Linked DNA regions of Homo sapiens: regions 1 and 2 are each linked to region 3. A link is a loop called in an ENCODE intact Hi-C map of the cell type or tissue named here. Cell type or tissue: dorsolateral prefrontal cortex. All regions are shown on one strand.

Region 1 (2,500 bases), 920 kb after region 3:
AGTATGAAAGCTCTTTGAAGAAAGGCTCTGTGTTTTCATAATTAAGGCTTGGCATTCAGTAGGTACTCAATAAAGGCTGGCTGGCTAGATGGGTGAAGAAGCATGGGTCTTAGAAGACTCCTATGGGTTGGACAGGGATGACAGTAAATCTCTGAATGCCCCTGGGACTTCTCAGGGACACAGAGGAGGGAGAAGCTATTCTTTACTACCCCTGGGAGTTTGTGTGGAGCTGTGGGAAATGAACCGGCACACTTTCGTTAGCTGAGTGTGTGCTAAAGCCCCCTCCGCCTTTTCCTCAAGGCTCGTCAAAGTGGTCACTTGGTAGCTAGTTCTGCAGTGAAGGATTAAGGTTCAGGGTCAGACCCTGAACTCCAGTGGCAGCTGCAGCTTTTACTAATGATGTGAACTTTACAAGTTCATTAACCTATCAGTGTCTCAGTGTCACTGCCTACCTTTAAAATGGCGATAACCAGGCTAGGCACAATGGCTGACACCTGTAGCCCTAGCTACTCTGGAGGCTGAGGTGGGAGGATTGCTTGAGCCTGGAAGTTTGAGGATGCAGTGACCTATGGTCGCACCACTGCACTCCAGAGTGGGTGACAGAGTAACACTGTTTCAAAAACACAATAAATAAATAAATAAATAAATAAATAAAATAAATAGGGATAACAACTGTTCCTACCTCAACTCGTTGTGAAGATTACATGAGCTAATGCACATGAGCAGTTAGAACACTGCTGCAGTGAACACCAATACATAACCTCTGTATGGATCATTTTGGTCTATAGGTTTGGACAGGATGACATGGAAAGAAAAAGCAGACTCAAACTCCATCGCTATCACTTCTAGATCCGTGATTAGGAACATGTTCTCCTTCTCTGAAGCTTTGTTTACTTGTCTTTACAACAAAGAAAATCATACCCATGATAAAGGATGGGCATGGAAATGAAATACTGTTTATTAAGCATGGATATTACATTAAGTATAATTACATGTTGCCTATTAAGCATGGAGAACAGTGCCCGTCATATATGGGGATCATGGGTATGTTCTTATTCTTTTCCATTTAAGTCTCCCTTTTCTGCCTGGCGGAGTGGCTGGGCTGAGATTGTGGTAACCGTAGGAAAGAGAGGGGAAAATGCAACTTCGTGTAGAGGTTAGTGTGGGTCTGCTGTCACCTGCTGGATTAAGTAGGTAAAGACATTGCCAGGTGCTCTCTGCTGCCACCTTATGGTGAAAGAGGTTTCTAGCAGAAGAGCATATTTGTCTAGTCCTGCTTGTGTTCTGTTCCTCCTCACACCCCTCCAACAATGCGTGCTCTCCCGACCTACCTTCTCTCAAACTCTACCTGGGGAGCACTTACCAAGTGCCAGATATTGTATAGACTGCGATTAAAAGATTAATGAGACAGAGGCTCTGGCACTGACAAGCAGTGCTCACTCTTTAAGGGACCTAAGAAATATGTGGAGAACTTTATTATTTTTTAAAATCACATTTATTCACATACAATTTATTTTCACACAACAAAACGCATGCTCTTTAAATGTACACATTGATAAGTTTTGACAACTGTATATGCACGTGGAACCACCGCCCCAGTCAAAATATTGAACGTTTCTGTTATCCCACAAAGTTTTCTCATGGCGCTTGGTAGTCAATCTTCACCACTTCCTACCTACCCCAGGCAATCCTTGATCTGACTTCTCTTGCTATAGTTTGTTTTGCCCTTTCAAGGACTTTATATAAACGGAAGTGTACAGTATACACTCTTTTGTGTCTAGCTTCTCTAGCACAACAAATTGTTTTTGAAATTTATCCATGCTTTTGTAGGTATCCGCAGTTTGTTTTCTTCTATTGTTAAGTGGTATTTCAGTGAATAAATACATAATTCATTTATCCATCCTCTTGATAGATTTTTTGACTGTTTCCAGATTTATGCTGTGGTGCAAAAAACTGCAGGCACGTTTGTGTATAAGTCTTTGGGTGAACTTTGTGAGTCCTTTGTGTGGTTTTTATTTATCTTGGGCGAATTTCCAGAAGTAAAATTGATGGGTCGCAGGTAGATGCATGTTTAACTGTGTAAGAAACTGACAAACATTTTTCCAAAGTAATTATGCCATTTACGTACCTACTACAAGAATTCCGATTGTCCACATGCTCACCAGAGCTTGCTAGTTTTCTTTGTTTAACTTTTAGCTATTTTAATGTATGAAGTTACATCACATCGTGGTTTGAACTTGCAATTTGTTGATGATTAGCAATGCTGATCATTTTTTCAGGTGCTTATTGATCATCTGTGTGTCTTTTTAGGAAGTGGCTATTAGAGTTATTTTGCCCTCTTTAGTATTGACTTGTAAGAATTCCTTTTATATTTTGAATATAAGTCATTTGTCAGATGTATGTATTTTCTCCATCGTGTGGCATGTCTTTTCAATTTCACATTAGTGTCTTCAAAGGGAAGTTTTCAGTGTTGTTAAGGTCCAATGTAGCAACTTCTTTT
Region 2 (2,500 bases), 700 kb after region 3:
TGGAAGAAAATAAGCCAAGAAACAGGGCTGGGAGGGGAAGCTGGGGAAGGTCCATGGAACATCAGGAATAAACATGAAGCGGGCTTGTGCCTGGCGTGTCTGGAGGAAGAGGGAACCAGCATGCTGGGGTGTGGGCTGGGGGTTGTTGGAGATGTCAGAGAGGCGATGATGGAGGGAGTGGAGCATGGTGGGCCCTGTTGGCCTTGTAAGATTTTTGGTCATTGTCTGAGAGAGATGGAAGCCATTAGCAGACTCTTCACTAGAGAAGTGGTAGGACCAGAGTCCTCATGGCTTAGGATTCCTTCAGCTGCCGTGAGAATAGACAAAGGGCAAGAGGTGAAATCAGGGGATCAGTTTGGAGGCTGCTGCCATAGATAGCCCAGGTGACAGATGATGGTGGCCTGCACCAAGGTGTTAGCGCAGATAAGATGCTCATGCGGGTTAGAGGTAGAGCCTGGAGTATCTGCTGACAGACTGAATATAGGTTAGTGAGAGGAAAAGTGAGGCCAAGGTTTTAGGCCTGGACCATTGGAAGGATGGAGTCACCATTTGCTGAGATGGTAAGGACTGGGATAGAGTGAGTTTGGGGAGGAGGGAAGGGAAGGATCCCAGGAGTTCAAGTTTGGCTGTGTTAAGCTTCAGAGGCCTATTAATTAGATCTTCACATGGAGATTCAGGTAGGTGATTGAAATACATGTATGGCATTTAAGAGATGTGTGGGCTAGATATATAAATTTGGGAGTTATCAGCATGTAGATGATTTTTAAAATCATGATCCTAGATGAGAACACACAAGGAGAATAGATAGGAAATAGAGAATAGGTCTGAGCACTGAGCCCTGGGAACAGCAATATTTATAGATCGGGGAGATGACAAGGAACTAGCAGGAGAGACTGTGGCCCTGTCACCGCAGCCCCAAGAGCCAGGCAAGGACCCCTGGCTCTGGCATTGGGATCTCCTCTTTCCTGGACTCCGTTGTGTGCTTTTGGCAGGCCTTTTCTGCCCTCTAGTGGTCATGACTGAGAATGCATCCAACCGAGCTGGCACCCTAGCCACCTTTCTGCGTTTCTTCTTGTTCAAGTCACTCATTCATTCAGCAGACAGTTTCTACTAAGCACCTACTATGTGCTGGGAACTGACAAGCACAGAAGATGATAAAATACTCTCTCAGAAATCACCACATAGTGTAAAAAAAGACGCACAAACACAACATTTAGACAGTGGCTCTCAGCTGGGGATGATTTGGTTAGTATCTGGAGACATTTTTTCAGTTGTTACAATCAGATGGGGGTAGGGTGGGTTGCTACTGGCATCTGGTGGGTAGAGGCCAGGAATGTTACAAAAGATTCTGTGATGCGCAGGACATCTTCCTGCAACAAGGAATTATCTGGCCCAAAATGTCAATAAGTGCCAGGGTTGAGAAGCTGTGATCCAAGAAAAGGTGTCAGGTGCTATAATAAAGGTATTAGCCAAGCCGTTTGGATGCAGAGGCAAAAGGAATTAAACTTGTTTTTGGGCCGTAAGGAAGGCTATAATTCTTAGAAACTGTGAGGTTTCAACTTGTCTTGAAGGACGAGTAGAGATTAGCCAGGTAGAAAGAAGAGGGATGAAAAAATAGATGATGGAAACATTACTCAAATCATGTCACAAAAGAACCTGGCTTGGCCAGGAAAAGCACAGGTCCAGGTGTATCTGGGGCAGCCTCAGTTTACACAAGGTGTTCCCGCATAACTATTCATTGAGTCCCCTCTGGGCTTCAATGTGTCCCAGTTTGGAAGATAGAATCTATGGCCACCTTGTGCCCGGCAGGCTCCGGGCAAACAGGATGAGGAAGAATAGTCTTGCCTCAGAGAGGCCAGAGGAGAGGCTGCCATAAAGACCCAGGGGCAGATGTCTAGAGCAACCCGCCCAGTGCTTTGCCTCCCATAATCCCAGTCTTCAGGAAGCACTGGAGACAATAGGGCCAAGGGCTATGGGTAGGGATAAGGAGACACGAGAACTCTCCCTTCCAAGGCACGGAGGCCTGGAGAGATGATCTGGCCTCTCTGGGCCTCTGCTGGGCCTTCCTCCTCCTACCCTCTCAGACAGAGGTAATGATTGGGTTGTGTGCACAAGCCAGGGGTAGGGGTCAGGCAGGAGGATGGGCTTCTGTCTGAACTCTGCTGCTGACAGCTATGTGACCTAGGGCACATCACAGCTCTTTCTGGCTTTGGTTTCTCCATCTGTCCCAGGAGCAGGTGGACCAGATTGTCTCCAAAGGCCTCTCAGGCTCTCACCTCCTATGTTCTTGCACATTCTAATCCTGAACCCCCTTGAGGAGTGGATTCTGCAGCCAGATTGTCATGACTCAGTGCCTCAGTGATCAGCTAGTAGGGGCCACTTTCTCTTCCCAGGACCTGGGTCTTTAATGAAATGAGAACAAGTCTATCCACTTAGAGAAGGCAGTGCTTCGGGGCATGGGTCATCAAGACCACTGCTGAAATCTATGGACTGTATTGGA
Region 3 (2,500 bases):
TGGTGATGGCAGCCCTGCCCTTCTCTGAAGATCTCAAAATGCCTGACACCTGTGTCCTTCCGCACTGCCCTGGGAAGGAGAATAAGGATGGTGAGAGATGGGCGTGGGATGTAGAGGATGGTGGTGTGGCCCTGAGAGATAGGCAGTATTGGAAAGTGTCTGCTGGGGAGGGAAACTTTGTCCGTAGAAGCTAAGGCTCTCTATCCTGAAACCATAGGCTGCAGACTCCACTGTGCCCAGTCGGTTAGTGAAAGGGAAAGCCCACATGGTTCATAGGGGTTCATGGCTCACATATGATCAGACTTCACTGCTAGAATTCTAAATGTGCCACACCCACACTCCCAAGTACTTTCCTGTGTGGAGTGACAATGGTGGCAGTTGCAGTGGGATACAGAGATGGGCCACACATGATCTCTGCTCTCAGAGAAACCACCTTACAGTAGGAAAACATGTACACAGCTTCAGGGGTGGGGAGGGGGGCTGTTAGAAAGCACTGGCTTTGCAGAGTCAGATGTGGATGTGAAGTCCAGCCCTGTGCCGCCTAGCTGGGTGACCTTTGGCAAGTGATTTAACCTCACTGAACCTCAGTTTCTTCATTGGTGAAACAGGGATAAAAAATAGCGCCTCCCTCACAGATTTGTGATGAGATAACCATGTAAAGTTTTATTTCTTCCTATGGATGAGGCAAAGCAAAGGACATTTAAAAATACCAAATCATATCTTTTTGTGTGTGTTCTATATAACCAAGGTTTCTTGCCCTTAAAAAAAATAAAAAATAAAATAAAAAATAGAGGCCGGGCACGGTGGCTCACACCTGTAATCCCCGCACTTCGGGAGACCAAGGCAGGAGGATTGTTTGAGCCCAGTAGTTCGAGACCTGTGTGGGCAACATGGTGTAACCCCATTTTGTAGAGGCGAAACCTCTACAAAAAATACAAAAATTAGCTGGGCAAGGTGGCACGTGACTGTAGTCCCAGCTACTCAGGAGGCTGAGGCAGGAGGATCGCTTGAACCCAGGAGGTCGAGGCTGCAAAGCTGAGATCTCACCAGGGCACTCCAGCCTGGGCGGCCGATCGAGACCCTGTCTCAACCAAAACAAAACAAACTTTTGAAAAATAGACGCAGGTGCCCTCTGGATGCTTTGCTGCTTCTTGACACCTGTCGTATAATCTGTAATGATGTGATTTCTGCGATTCCTTTTCATTGTCTGTCTTTCCCTTGCTCACAGTAAGCTCCCTGGGGGTAAGGGCGGGTCGTCTTGTGTCGCATTTTGTCTCCAGCGGAGATCCGTTCCGTTTGGAACGGAAGCTGGCGCACAGAAGGCTCTTTAGAAGGTCGGTGTGTGTGTTGCGGCAGAAGGTAGAGGCCGAATGTGGCCGCGGGTGGCGTGTTGAGCGCGGAGGGGGTCGTGGGACTCGGGAACCTGTGCAGGCGGTGGAGAGGGGCGCAGCGGCTCTGCCCCGTGCGGCCCGCAGATGGCGCTGCAGGCCAGGTCCTCGCCGCGCGCCAGCCTGGAACCCGGAAGCGGCAGCGCGGCGCGACCCGGCGGGCGGGCTCTGGGCGCGGGAATCCCGGCGGATCCCGGGCGGGCGGATGACCCCCAGCCCTACCCTTGGTGCCGCCTCCTCCTCTCTCCTTTCTCCTCCGGCAGCCAGCGCGCCTGTGTCCTCTCTAGGAAGGGGTAGGGGAGGGGCGTCTGGAGAGGACCCCCCGCGAATGCCCACGTGACGTGCAGTCCCCCTGGGGCTGTTCCGGCCTGCGGGGAACATGGGCGTGCTCAGGGTCGGACTGTGCCCTGGCCTTACCGAGGAGATGATCCAGCTTCTCAGGAGCCACAGGATCAAGACAGGTGACCGGGTGTGCGCGTGCCAGGGAGCCGCGCGGGCCTCGCACAACCTGGGCAGGCCCCGAGGGCTGGCGCACTGCCCTGGCATACCTGCAGGGCGCTTCCCCTCCATTCCTAGAGGGCCGCGCTTCTGGAGAGGCTCAGGAAGGGTGGGCGTGGGGAGCCAAGCTCTAAAACAGGGTAGAGATTCCTACTGTGTGCAGGGCACCGCGCCGGCTCCTGCAGCTTTGTTATTTCACACTGGCCTCCTGAGACGGCCTGCCGGGGGGTAGAATTGACACCCCATTTGACAGATGAGGAAAAACCAAGTGTGGGAGGCCCCAGTCCTCTCTGCCAATCCGCTATACGTGTTTTGTTTTCAGTGGTGGACCTGGTTTCTGCAGACCTGGAAGAGGTAGCTCAGAAATGTGGCTTGTCTTACAAGGTGAGCTCCTGATCTCCACATTCCAAACCTGAGTGTCTTTTTAAAAAGTCCATCCCAAGCCAGCTGGGCGCGGTGGCTCATGCCTGTAATCCCAGCACTTTGGGAGGCCGAGGCGGGTGGGTCACTTGGAGTCAGAAGTCAGGAGTTCGAGACCATCCAGGCCAACATGGTGAAACCCTGTCCCTACTAAAAATACAAAAATTAGCTGGGTGTGGTGGCCCACGCCTACA

The links. A loop is a pair of places that touch in the nucleus more often than their neighbours do. Peaks named below come from ENCODE experiments on the same cell type or tissue, not always from the same donor. Only the 100,000 strongest peaks of a DNase experiment are listed, where the experiment ranks them.
Region 1: it touches region 3 in a loop (10-fold over the local background); 5 of 110 quality-filtered maps call a loop at or near these places.
Region 2: a loop joins it to region 3, with 3 times the contacts of the local background. A loop is called at or near these places in 84 of 110 quality-filtered maps.

Annotation. Positions count from the first base shown.
Region 1 is chr17:34,198,820-34,201,319 of GRCh38, reverse strand. No RefSeq gene overlaps it. Among named protein-coding and RNA genes, the nearest start is that of LINC01989, 16 kb to the right of the region's middle. In dorsolateral prefrontal cortex, CTCF peaks have their summits at 967 and 1,193 (motif pointing left); a DNase peak (open chromatin) is centred at 1,209.
Region 2 is chr17:34,418,979-34,421,478 of GRCh38, reverse strand. No RefSeq gene overlaps it. Among named protein-coding and RNA genes, the nearest start is that of CCL1, 57 kb to the right of the region's middle. In dorsolateral prefrontal cortex, CTCF peaks have their summits at 811 and 1,010 (motif pointing left); a DNase peak (open chromatin) is centred at 1,008.
Region 3 is chr17:35,118,881-35,121,380 of GRCh38, reverse strand. It overlaps RAD51D (RAD51 paralog D), which reads left to right and starts at 1,521. Exons shown (of 10, transcript NM_002878.4): 1 at 1,521-1,849; 2 at 2,209-2,270. The coding sequence starts at 1,768. It overlaps RAD51L3-RFFL (RAD51L3-RFFL readthrough), which reads left to right. Exons shown (of 7, transcript NR_037714.1): 1 at 1-90. RefSeq lists an enhancer at 1,189-1,248 and a silencer at 1,459-1,658. In dorsolateral prefrontal cortex, CTCF peaks have their summits at 1,278 and 1,484 (motif pointing right); a DNase peak (open chromatin) is centred at 1,550; H3K4me3 peaks cover 1,628 bases; H3K27ac peaks cover 1,531 bases.